Linked DNA regions of Homo sapiens: region 2 is linked to region 1. A link is a contact called in ENCODE Hi-C data. All regions are on one chromosome and are shown on one strand. The core of a region is the stretch at or near the end of the contact, and the rest is flanking DNA. Distances in the headings are between cores, read along the strand shown. Region 1 holds the start of CCDC34 (coiled-coil domain containing 34). Region 2 holds the start of HTATIP2 (HIV-1 Tat interactive protein 2).

Region 1 (6,454 bases), core at 3,597-6,096:
CTTGCCAAAGACCTGAGGGCTACTGGTCCGACTGTGGCACACAGTCGGCCCACTCTGATTATGCAGATGAAGAAGATTCCTTTGTCTCAGACAGTTCTGACCAGGTGCAGGCCTGTGGACGAGCCTGCTTCTACCAGAGTAGAGGATTCCCTTTGGTGCGCTATGCTTACAATCTACCAAGAGTTAAAGACTGAACTACTGTGTGTGTAACCGTTTCCCCCGTCAACCAAAATCAGTGTTTATAGAGTGAACCCTATTCTCATCTTTCATCTGGGAAGCACTTCTGTAATCACTGCCTGGTGTCACTTAGAAGAAGGAGAGGTGGCAGTTTATTTCTCAAACCAGTCATTTTCAAAGAACAGGTGCCTAAATTATAAATTGGTGAAAAATGCAATGTCCAAGCAATGTATGATCTGTTTGAAACAAATATATGACTTGAAAAGGATCTTAGGTGTAGTAGAGCAATATAATGTTAGTTTTTTCTGATCCATAAGAAGCAAATTTATACCTATTTGTGTATTAAGCACAAGATAAAGAACAGCTGTTAATATTTTTTAAAAATCTATTTTAAAATGTGATTTTCTATAACTGAAGAAAATATCTTGCTAATTTTACCTAATGTTTCATCCTTAATCTCAGGACAACTTACTGCAGGGCCAAAAAAGGGACTGTCCCAGCTAGAACTGTGAGAGTATACATAGGCATTACTTTATTATGTTTTCACTTGCCATCCTTGACATAAGAGAACTATAAATTTTGTTTAAGCAATTTATAAATCTAAAACCTGAAGATGTTTTTAAAACAATATTAACAGCTGTTAGGTTAAAAAAATAGCTGGACATTTGTTTTCAGTCATTATACATTGCTTTGGTCCAATCAGTAATTTTTTCTTAAGTGTTTTGTGATTACACTACTAGAAAAAAAGTAAAAGGCTAATTGCTGTGTGGGTTTAGTCGATTTGGCTAAACTACTAACTAATGTGGGGGTTTAATAGTATCTGAGGGATTTGGTGGCTTCATGTAATGTTCTCATTAATGAATACTTCCTAATATCGTTGGCTCTACTAATATTTTCCAATTTGCTGGGATGTCACCTAGCAATAGCTTGGATTATATAGAAAGTAAACTGTGGTCAATACTTGCATTTAATTAGACGAAACGGGGAGTAATTATGACACGAAGTACTTATGTTTATTTCTTAGTGAGCTGGATTATCTTGAACCTGTGCTATTAAATGGAAATTTCCATACATCTTCCCCATACTATTTTTTATAAAAGAGCCTATTCAATAGCTCAGAGGTTGAACTCTGGTTAAACAAGATAATATGTTATTAATAAAAATAGAAGAAGAAAGAATAAAGCTTAGTCCTGTGTCTTTAAAAATTAAAAATTTTACTTGATTCCCATCTATGGGCTTTAGACCTATTACTGGGTGGAGTCTTAAAGTTATAATTGTTCAATATGTTTTTTGAACAGTGTGCTAAATCAATAGCAAACCCACTGCCATATTAGTTATTCTGAATATACTAAAAAAATCCAGCTAGATTGCAGTTTAATAATTAAACTGTACATACTGTGCATATAATGAATTTTTATCTTATGTAAATTATTTTTAGAACACAAGTTGGGAAATGTGGCTTCTGTTCATTTCGTTTAATTAAAGCTACCTCCTAAACTATAGTGGCTGCCAGTAGCAGACTGTTAAATTGTGGTTTATATACTTTTTGCATTGTAAATAGTCTTTGTTGTACATTGTCAGTGTAATAAAAACAGAATCTTTGTATATCAAAATCATGTAGTTTGTATAAAATGTGGGAAGGATTTATTTACAGTGTGTTGTAATTTTGTAAGGCCAACTATTTACAAGTTTTAAAAATTGCTATCATGTATATTTACACATCTGATAAATATTAAATCATAACTTGGTAAGAAACTCCTAATTAAAAGGTTTTTTCCAAAATTCAGGTTATTGAAAACTTTTCATTTTATTCATTTAAAAACTAGAATAACAGATATATAAAAGTGTTAATCTTTGTGCTATATGGTATGAAATACAATATTGTACTCAGTGTTTTGAATTATTAAAGTTTCTAGAAAGCAATCTATTTTGCCTTAATTTAAAACTAGGTATATTAATGAATTTAGTTTTAAAGTAAGCAAATTAAATATTTGTAAGTGGACAGTATTAGAAGAAATGTTGGAAGTAACCATTAGAAAACACTATTTTGATATTTATTTGTAAACATATAAGAACATTTTGCTGAAACTTAGAAATAAGGTTTTATCCTAAGTCTGAACTATACTCATGGAAAACAGATTATGAAATTTCAGAAAAACCATTGATTCAATCTTTATCTAAAAAGCAAATGATTAAAAAATCTGCATGATATTAAATGTAGTCAGTTGCCCAGATGCTTAGAAATACTTCAGTATTTACAATCATTAAGTCCTCATTTTACAGATGAGAAAACAAAAGGCTTAATGAAATTTAAGTGAATCCCTGAGTCACAGCAAATTTGACCCCAAACCAGAACCCAATGCCTCTTCATTTGGGACATAATTTTGTGTGTGTGTTTGTTTTAAATTTCATATATGCTTGAAATTTCCATAACAAAAAGTAGAGTAGTATAATTACCCCACCTCCCTACCCTTCACCCCATACCTGTCACTGCTTTGACAATTATCTGCAGCATGTAGTGAACCTTGTTTCATCTTCATCCTATTCACTAATCCCCTCCAATCCCTCTGCCCCTTGCATTATTTTGAAGCAAATTTAAGACATTATATTGTTTCATCTGTAAATACTAATGTCTAGGGATAAATTTTTAAAGTTGCATAATATATGCCACAGGGCTAACTGGTGATGGAATTATTTAAGCAAAAGTGACTCTTATATAAGTTTCCAGAGCCAGCAAAACATAATTACCTCAAATATACCATGGCCAAAGTACTAATTGTATGAAAAGATGTCACTAAGTCAATACCCTAAAACTTAAAGGGAGAGACACTCTTTTATACATTTGTACATTTATATATAATTCTACCCATCTCGATTATGGCTTCTCAGCTCCAGTAATGAAAAGGCACTGTAAGAAATGAGGCCGCTGGACTTAATTATGTTCAAACACCAGCACCAGCACCATCTGACTCTGCCTCATACCCTTGGGGGGGTCCAGCATTGCTAGTGCATAATGTCACAGTTGGTCATAATGATGACCCTGGCGCATCAAGAAAAGGGTATACTTTGTTTAGGAAAACATTTTAAGGGGACAAAGAAGTATATGACATTTAGATTCCCATGCGTAGAGGTTAAAGTGAAAAAGTTCTGAAGTTTACACACAACTTTTCATTGTATCTTTCTGATTCTGAGCTTAGAAACTTTGAGAATTAATGAGATAATATGACCCTGTGAGGTAAATTTTTCCCCTATTTTCAGAGGAGTGTTAGGAATGGAAAACCTATCAAGTACCAAGAAAACCACTGATTCCAGGTCCCTTTCATACTAGTGTTTTTCCCACTACAGTTATGTTTGGTTATATCTATTGGAAAACAGCTTCTCAAGCTTACCTCTTTATGAGGCCCTAAGGCAGCTCAGTGCGTTTCGATGTTACTGATTCTAGAGATGTTCTGATAAAAGGTTTTTAAATGCCAATATTGAATAACTAGGGTCGAGAACGAAAACTCCATTAGGTCAGTTTTATTCCTTGATCAACTTTATTACTCATTTGGAGTGCTCCAATTTTCTTTCATTTTGTTTTCACCGAAATTTTAAAGAAAATATTCAATTTAAATAGATTTAATCATGTCATATTTTATTAATTATAGCTCTGCCTTCTGAATTGCCTTTGGTTGCTATTACTTCTACCATAGCTAATTCTCCTGTGTTAAATTTTGCAGATCTAGATTTCATCAAAGTTTTTGTATCACTCTGGTCACTAAAAAGTTTTGTGTGATGTGTTAGCCATGGTCAATTTTCGTTTATGGTATTTCTACCGGTAATATACATTATGAACTGGACAAAAGCCCTATTTATTTACAAATGTACAGTTTTGTCAGCATGAATAAAGCATCTACCTTTCCTTTACTGCCTTTATCCCCATTCCCGAGAGTGCCCCTCAGATCCCACATAAAATGCATATCAGCATATTTACTGAGATCATTTTTCACGACAACAGGATGAGGAACTTAAGGGCGAGACTTTTAATCATCTATCCCTTGTGCTTTACGCAGACCCTACAATACACTAGAGGCTTCAAAGAGGTCAAAAATTCACATGTGTAGACAAATTAGGTCCCTTAAGATGCCAGGCAAACGAAGTGCTACCAAAACACGCAATGACTGTCCTAAAAGTGCGTTCTGGGATACACCTGTAAACTTGGATCAAGTTCCCTCCCCTCTCCTCAAAATATATCGACTTGTGCTGAAAGAAATCACGACCGATGCTCACAATTCTGACCTCGTAATTATATAGGGGGTGGTTTTGGTTTCTGCGTCTTTCCCTGATTCAGTGGCAGGTAACATATTTCATGTACAAAATGAACTGCAACACCACGGCAAACAAGGGACAGGCCCTCAAAGTTGTCGGTAGGGAGCCAGGACCCCGCCAGTGGCGTGGGGAGACACCGTACTAAACAAGCTTGCAAACAGCAGGCACCTTCCTGCCACTGAGGAGGAAGGGCTGGCTAAGGGAGGCCGGGGCGGAGGAAGCCAAGCTCTGCAGGCCCTGACAAAGTCCTCCCGGCCTCCACGCGTCGCCATGGCAACGCGGGGTCTGTGCTGGCCGGGATTGGCCGGCCTGGCGCGCGCAGGGCCCGCTGGGAAAGCGCGTCCCCGCCGCGGCTCCGCCAGTTTGAACTTGGCGGGCCAGATGTGGGCGGCGGGGCGCTGGGGGCCTACTTTTCCCTCTTCCTACGCCGGTTTCTCTGCTGACTGCAGACCCAGGTCTCGGCCCTCCTCGGACTCCTGCTCAGTCCCTATGACGGGCGCACGTGGGCAGGGGCTGGAGGTGGTGCGCTCGCCGTCGCCGCCGCTGCCGCTGAGCTGCAGCAATTCCACCAGGTCGCTGTTGTCTCCCCTTGGCCACCAGAGCTTCCAGTTTGACGAGGACGACGGTGACGGGGAGGATGAGGAAGACGTGGATGATGAGGAAGACGTGGATGAAGATGCCCATGATTCAGAGGCCAAAGTGGCGAGCCTGAGAGGAATGGAGTTACAGGGGTGCGCCAGGTAAACCCGAGGCCGCCCGGCCGATTCAGCCCTTTTCAAGATTCCTTAGACCCTCTTAAGTACCCCCTTCTAACATCCTCCTGCCCTCCGCCCCAAAGGCAGAGCAGGCACTTGCAGACTGAGGTGCCGTGGTTTTTTTTGCACATAAAGAGCCCTGTGCAAATTCTTGCAAATGACCATAGATTTCCTATGGCTCTTAATCCTTTTTTCCTGAGATATTATGATTGCTGCAGTCTCACTTCCCAGAAAAATGTACATAGTCTCAAACACACAAAACTCTGCTACCATTTCAGGCGTTCTATGAATCCTCAAAAGCCAGATTGTGCACTGCAGAACTCTTATCCCAAACCTGAACACCAGAACGTGGTTTACTGCACCTTAGTAGTACCTGTGGTTGGTTATTCTGAAAACATACTGATTGCTAGTGAAGTAGGTTGTAGTAAACAGGTCACTTTTTATAACATAAAGTGCTGAAGCACAGAGATTAGCAATGTCAACCTCAGCATGTGGAGACGTGGTTAGAGAGGATCTGAGCATGCACAGAGGAATGGATGTCATTGTATCAATGTTAGGACCAATGGGGTTATTAAAACTGTCTTAATTTGTTTATTTCTACTGTTACTCACTCAGCAAACATTGTTTGCCACATATTAGTCTACGTACTGGGGACCGTAAACAAGATACTGGTCTCTACTCTCATGAATTGAAGCCTAAATCAATCCACTTATTTTACAGATAATAAAACCATGGCTCAGAATGCAAAAAGTGACTCAAAGGCATGCACCTAGTTATTAGCAGACCTGGGTCTACTACGAAGATAGACAGATCATGTTCTCTTTCCTAAACTGCATGCCTAGTATTGGGTATACAGAAGTAGGAGCAAAGGGCCAATCCCTGAAGGAATATTTCTGAGACAGGCCCAGTAATGCAGGTCTATTCTGGGATAGACTCATTACGTTTTCTTCGGAAATCATTTACAAGTTTATGATTGTCAAGCTGTGTAAGGCACAGTACAGGAGCTCTAAGAAATACAGGCCAGAGAACTCATGCTTTATGTGTAAATAGCAAGATTCCCCCTTCAGTACAGGGTGTTCATATCCAGCATGAGTGAATGGAATATGGAACCCATATGAAGTAACCCGTATACATGGTTACAGGAGTGAATTAGTTACGAATGAGAAGTAAAAGTAAGTACATTGGTGGGAATGGAGATCAGAAAGAGTAACCAA
Region 2 (6,960 bases), core at 1,155-3,654, 7.0 Mb after region 1:
AAAAAAAAAAAAAAAAAAGAAAAGAAAAGAAAAGAAAAAGAAAAATAGGGTTTCACAAAGTACCTAGTCAAACAGATGTGCCACCAAAACTCGACACTCAAAACACAGATTTCAATTTGTTTCTTTTCTTTTTTTTTTTTTTTTTTTGAGACAGAGTCTCGCTCTGTCACCCAGGCTGGAGTGCAGTGGCACAATTTCTGCTCACTGCAACCTCCATCTCCTGGGTTCAAGTGATTCTCGCACCTCCGCCTCCTGAGTAGCTGAGATTACAGGCGTGCACCACCACGCCCAGCTAATTTCTGTATTTTTAGTAGAGACAGGGTTTCACCATGTTGGCCAGGCTGGTCTGGAACTCTTGACCTCAAGAGATCCCCTGCCTCGGACTCCCAAAGCTCTGGGATTACAGGCATGAGCCACCACGCCCAGCCTTCAGTTTCAGCTTCTAATTACCATGAATATCTGACACAGCCCATGAAACCGGTGAGAACACATCTGCCTCAGCCTGAGGAAAGATGTCTGTTTTAAATAAACAAGACTTGATGGACCAAAGGCATTCACACCATGACCTGAACACAGACCTGCGAGAATCAAGAACATTTATTTGCAAGATGGCTTGTTATTTGAAATGTTCTTTCTATGAAACCTGTGGGGCCAAATTCTGTAGCTGTGGTGTCTTGAGATCACACTATGTTAATTTGTTGCAGTTCACAGATAATTCCCTTTAAATAAAGAACAGAATCTCCAAGAAACTCAGGCTTCTGATATTTAGGGGGTCATGACAAGACAGAAGTCTGGTATATCATTCCTATAATCATAAAAGTGTAACTTAGGCTGGGCGCGGTGGCTCACGCCTGTAATCGCAGCACTTTGGGAGGCTGAAGCGGGAGCATCATCTGAGGTCAAGAGTTCGAGACCAGCCTGGCCAACATGGTGAAACCTTGTCTCGTCTCTACTAAAAATACAAAAGTTAGCCAGGAGTGGTGACGCACGCCTGTAGTTCCAGTTACTCGGGAGGCTGAGGCAGAAGAATCGCTTGAACCTGAAAGGCAGAGGTTGCACTGAGCCGAGATCGTGCCACTGCACTCCAGCCTGGGGGACAGAGTGAGACTCCGTCTCAGAAAAAAAAAAAAAAAAACCTTTAACTTAGAGTGAAGGGAATATCCGATTTACAGACACAAGCCTGGGAAGTCAGGCAGGGCAAATTCTTGTAAGTGAATAATCCCACCTTTCACTGCCATAGACCTATCTCACTCTGCAAAGCAGTTTCAGAATCCCTGACAATATTAGTGTGAAGTGCGCAGGTTGACAAAATCAGCAAAGTGGCTGAGAAAATTCTCAAGGTCACCAGGGCTGCCTCTAGAATACAGCTTGTATGACCCTGAAAACAGTGCTCTTCTGTCTCACCAGCCCCCACCCCCATTACAACCCAGACCCAGCTTTATAGGGTTGCAGATGGAGAGAAGGGCTTTGCCCAAGACCACACAATGAGCGGGAGGGAGGCACACCTGGGCTACAATCCAGGAGTCAGACTTCTGGGAGGGACTCTCACAGACCAATCTTGGCCAAGTTTTGATGGCCTCTCACTACCCCCACCACTGGCAGGGCAGTATTCAGCCTTTAGGCATGAAATATGTTCACCTCGCAGAATCCTGGGGGTCCATTTGAGTCCCAGCTGAAATACCCACCACATTTTTATAAGCTTCCTCGTCGAAGGTGAGCTTCCTCCGGCCAATGAGCGTGACTTTGGAAAACAGGCCCTGCTCCAGGATTTCCTTTAAGAGCACTCTGCCGGTTTCTCCGCTGGCGCCCAAAATAAAGACGGATTTATTCTGCATCCTGAAGTCTTCCCGAAGCTTCGACAGGGCTTCTGTTTCGGCCATGCTGGGGAAATAACATCGACAGATGCCGGTCTTAGGGTGTCAGGGGACTGCCAGTCCTTATCCCGAGGAACAAGGGCTGTTTATCTGTTAGGGAGGAGGATATTGTTCTCCGCAGTCCGGGCTCTGGGGAAAGTGCTGAGTCACGTGCGGGGCGCGGCTCCCCGGCCATCGCCCGCACCTGAGCCAGCAGACCCATCGGAAGGGGCCCGAGCTGGAGGGTGCGCCCAGGTGCCACAAGCTGCTGGCATCACTGGGCATACCCCACGGTATCCCCGGCCCGGCCAGGAGACCTGGCCCAGCTCGGTCCCATACGCGGAGGGGTTACCTGGGGCCAGCCCCCGGCCCCGGGTCCTCACGACGCAGCAGGAGCAGGGCGGCCGCCAGAGCAGCCGCCGCCGCCGCGCTCAGCGCCGCAGGCCCGGCCATCAGAGCATCCCACCTTCCCTGGTCGGACCGGGGGGGTTGGAGGCGACGGAGACAGCGCCTACCCGGCTTGGTCTTCCGGGTGGCCTCGCGGCGACGCTGCCTCGCCCCGCCCACAGGGGCGGGACCTGGAGACGAACTCCTGGCACCCTCACAGGCGCGGGGAAGGTGACCCCGAGAGCACGTGCGCGGAGCCGCGACCCTTCCTAAGTTTGGAATCTGCAAGACCCTCTTCCCGCGTTTTCCCTCACCTGCTGGGCTCAGCTCACCCAGGCGCCAGCTAGTAGACTTGCCAGACTTGATCTTCAATGGTCCCCCCAGCTGGAATGTCAATTGTATATTGGCCATCATCTCAAATTCACCAAGTCAAAAACTTAACCCTGCCTACCCAACCACCCCAAACAGGAATAAAACAAACCTATTCCTAGCCTCTCTTGGGTGTCACTGTCCCTACATAAACATACACACACACACGCACACACACACACACCTCCTTCTACCCTGTCAAGTCAGAAATCAGGATTCCTTTGATTCCTTTCTTTTCTAGCCTTTCCACACTACAGACTTATCAAGTCCTGTTATCCCATCTGCCTTACAAATATTTCTCCCATGTAATTCAAGCTCGCATCATATCTCCCCAGAATAAATGGTCTACCTGCCCAGGTCCTGGCCTAATTCATCACCTAGATGGTTGAACCCGGGTGACCTTCCACACCTGTGATTCAGTCTTCCTAGCCCAGATCAGTGGTTTGGGACACAGGTATCTACACTGGGCCTGTCCTGGATCTTGGAAGTCCTGAACAGAGGTTAGAATGACAAGCAGAAATCTGAATAATTTCAGATTGTTCAGGTTTTGTTGGGAACATTGGTCATTTGGGGGCCCCACCTCCCATCTAGAAGCCAATGAAACACATTGCCTCTTCCATCTCCATGGGAGTTATTATATGTAGGCTTTGCCTAGGCTCAGCAAGCCAGAGGCTCACGCATAGGTTTTCAGTTTTGGAGGAGTAATGAAAAGATGCAGTGAAGGCCTGAGATATATGTGGGTTGGTTGGGGCAAGGGTATAGGATTATGGCATCATATGATCCACCAGCCATCTGATGGTCTGATCTTGTCTTAAATTCCTGCCTGTTTTCAGAGACTGTTGTGAATACAGTACTTCCTGTTATTCTTCTGATAAATTCCTGTGCTGTATAAGCTTACCAGATATATTCTGTTGTTTGCAATAAAAAAGCTTGATTAATATAGAGCAGTGTGGTTCATTCCCCACTGGCCTGTCACAGTGCCTGGACTCTTCCCTTTGAGTTCCTAAAGGTTTTCTACAAGAATGCAATGTTAAACCTTGTCAGCAAACACTGTCCTAGTAATTCATTTATCAAATCTGTCACAGAAATTATTCATTGTACCCTGTCTATTCTTCCCCTTTGTTTAAAATTGTGGCATAATTAATATACAATAAAATGTACAGAACCTAAAGGTTCTGTTCCATGATTTTAGGAGATTGTATATACACCTAAATAACCACCACCAAAAACAAGATATAGAGCATGTCTGCCATCCCTGAAAGTGCCTTCATTCCCTTCTTGCAATCTCTCCCCACTCCAGAGGTAATCACTTTCTGGTCACTATCAACATAGATTAGTTTTGCCTGTTGTAGAATTCTATTTAAGAGTACAGCATGTACTCTTTTGTGTCCCAGGTTTTTGGCTTAACACATATTTTAGTATTTATTCTTGTTTGTAGGCCTGCATTATGATTTCTATGGGCCCTAAGCACTTCATGAGCCCCTTCATTTTATGTACACACACTATATAATCAAAAATTATGTCTTATGACTATGTTGCTATAAAGATGAATATGACAAACTATTTATATAATCAAAAATTATGTCTTATGACTATGTTGCTATAAAGATGAATATGACAATTTCTTTCACCTAAAACATTTTCTTCCACCTAAAAGTTTATTTTCACAGGCCCCAGAACTGTGCCTACTGTGCCAAATGAGTAAATCAGCCCTGGTTGTTTCATGTATCAGGAATTCATTCCTTTTTATTGCTGAGTAGCCTTCCAGTATTCCAGTATGAATATCCCACAACATGTTTAAATATTCTCCTGTTGATGGACATTTGGTTTGTTTCTACCTTTTGGCTAATTATGAATAAGGCTCCTATGAACATTATTGGACCAGTCTTTCTGCAGTAACATGTTTTCATTACTCTTGGACATATATATACACACACACACACACACATATAATGTTTTATATATATATATAATGTGTATATATATATAAAATGTGTATATATATAATGTGTGTATATATAATGTGTATATATAATGTGTATATATATAATGTGTGTGTATATATAATGTGTGTATATATATAAAATGTGTATATATATATATAAAATGTGTATATATATATAAGATGTGTGTGTGTGTGTGTATATATATATATATATATATATATATATATATATATATATATATAATATAATGACCCTGCAGGCAATCAGACCTTTTGGTTGTCTTCCCTTGTCCCCTAAAAATTGCTGTTATTCTGTTCTTTTTCAAGGTGCACTGATTTCATATTGTTCAAACACACGTTTTACAATCAATTTGTACAGTTAATACAGTTATCATAGTGGTCCTGAGGTGACGTATATCCTCAGCTTACGAAGATAACAGGATTAAGAGATTAAAGTAAAGACAGGCATAAGAAATTATAAAAGTATTATTTGGGAACCGATAAGTGTCCATGAAATCTTCACAATTTATGTTCCTCTGCCGGAGCTCCAGGCAGTCCCTCCATTCGGGGTCCCTGACTTCCCACAACACACTTGCAAGCTAGCACGAGCACGTGACAGTGATTTAGCCAACGAGAAGCAAGCAGAGGTAATATGTGCACATTTGAATCACATCTTTATAAGGAAGTTACCTTCTTTCCTTTCACTTTCCCTTTCCCTTCACTTTCCCTTTCCCCCTTTGCTTAGGCCAGAATGTGAATGTACTGGTAAACCAGCTCTGACCATGAGGAGAAAGACACTCTCTAGAGGATAGCAGGGCAAGGAGCCCTTGGATGACTTCATAGAACAGAGCCGCCTGCCCACCCTGGACTGCCGGCACACCTCTGGGGAGTGAGAGAAAAATCAACTTCTGTCATGTTGGAGCCACTGTAATTTTGTTACAGCAGCTTAGCCAGCATTTTGCCTAATGTAAGATTCTTTTAGTCAATCTTGTCAATGGATATTTACTGATTATCTAATGCAAGCCAGATACTGTGCTAGGCACAATAGATTTTTCCAAGGTGAATCAGGGACACCAGCTAAATTCACTCTCATCTTGAAGGCAAGTCATAAATACTTGGGAAGCTAAATAAAGTTAAGCAACATTATAAAACATCCCCCAAACTTTCACAGGGTGGCACATGCTGAAGGCCAAATGAGCATACAGAAATAGAAGGAAACTCAGAGAAAAACAAGTCCATGCCTTTCCTTCTCTGACAGCTGGAACCATGTCATCCAAGTGCTGAGATAATGTGACAAGACCTAGGCTCCTAGAGCAACCGGACCACAAAAATTCAGGGCAAAGGGGAAGGGGAAAGCATAGGGAAGGAGGGAAAGGGGACATAAAGAAACGGAGCTGGCATGGAAAGATCCTTGGCCAGAGACCTGCCTGCCACGTTCAGGTTTGCCTTTGATGAAGTCTCTTCATATATCTTGGCCTCCATTTCCCTATCTGTAAGATGGGAACTGTTTCATTACATTCGCTTTGCTCCAAGGAACAAACTGACTCATGGCGAGTAAAGATGGTGAATATTGTAATATTGTAAGGCTATAAATCATGTATAAGAGAGACAGAATCTCAGAGAAATCTCAAAACAGGATCTGCTGTAGGATGGGGCCTTAGGGAGACTGGAACTGTATTTAGGTCAGATTTAGAGTCCTCAGGATCAGGGATCCATGCATCTTCACTTCAGAGCTATATTTTTAGTTATACCTTCATTAAGACTCTGTTTCACGTGTTTGAAGCCCCAAACTCAAAATGTTTTGAGGAAAAAAAAAAAGGAAATGTCCTGGCTCATGCAACTAAAGAATCAGTGTATATAATAGTCTTGGCATGACCAGAATCAGCCAGTCAGCCAATGGGGCCAGGACCCAGTCCCTCTGCCAACCATGGCTCTATTTCCCTTCACGTCGGCCTTACTCTCAGACCCTGCAAGATGACCCAAAGGCTGTGCTCTTGCTCATACTCTTCATTGTCTAAATTCAACCAGAAGCTAGAGGGAACTTATATTGTGCAGACCAGTTTTCTTCAGGGCATACAATAAGGTAGATAAATGAGGAGAATGGATGATTGAAGCTATCAAGTACATCCCCCTAGATTCAAGTCCAGTAGAAAGAGCATAACTGTAAGCAGAAGTCCCCAGCTGTATCTCCTTAGTTCTGATTAAACCTTATGATTGTCACTGTGGCTCTGGGAATGAAGCCGGGTGGGGCTATCTCTTCCCACATGTCTGGGAGTAGGGGAGGAAGTAAGGTCCCCAAGGAAAGTAGAGGTCACTATTATAGAAAGAAAACAGAACGGATGTTAAATAGCATCTAAAGTGGCTATACTTGTTCCCCATTTATCTCATTTATTTGTAAATATGAAT

Evidence for each region. A loop is a pair of places that touch in the nucleus more often than their neighbours do. Pooled maps may share reads with other maps.
Region 2: a loop to region 1 is called in a pooled map, with 13 times the contacts of the local background. The contact joins the promoter of HTATIP2 here to the promoter of CCDC34 in region 1. A Hi-C loop is called at or near these places in 6 of 50 pooled maps.

Annotation. Positions count from the first base shown.
Region 1 is chr11:27,361,607-27,368,060 of GRCh38, reverse strand. CCDC34 (coiled-coil domain containing 34) reads left to right here and starts at 4,846. Exons shown (of 6, transcript NM_030771.2): 1 at 4,846-5,225. The coding sequence starts at 4,867. It overlaps LGR4 (leucine rich repeat containing G protein-coupled receptor 4), which reads left to right. Exons shown (of 18, transcript NM_018490.5): 18 at 1-2,100. The coding sequence ends at 194. RefSeq lists enhancers at 4,420-4,589, 4,585-5,452 and a silencer at 4,830-4,899.
Region 2 is chr11:20,359,158-20,366,117 of GRCh38, reverse strand. It overlaps HTATIP2 (HIV-1 Tat interactive protein 2), which reads right to left and starts at 2,404. Exons shown (of 5, transcript NM_001098522.2): 1 at 1,686-2,404. The coding sequence starts at 1,880. RefSeq lists silencers at 2,055-2,197, 1,984-2,403 and an enhancer at 5,166-5,385.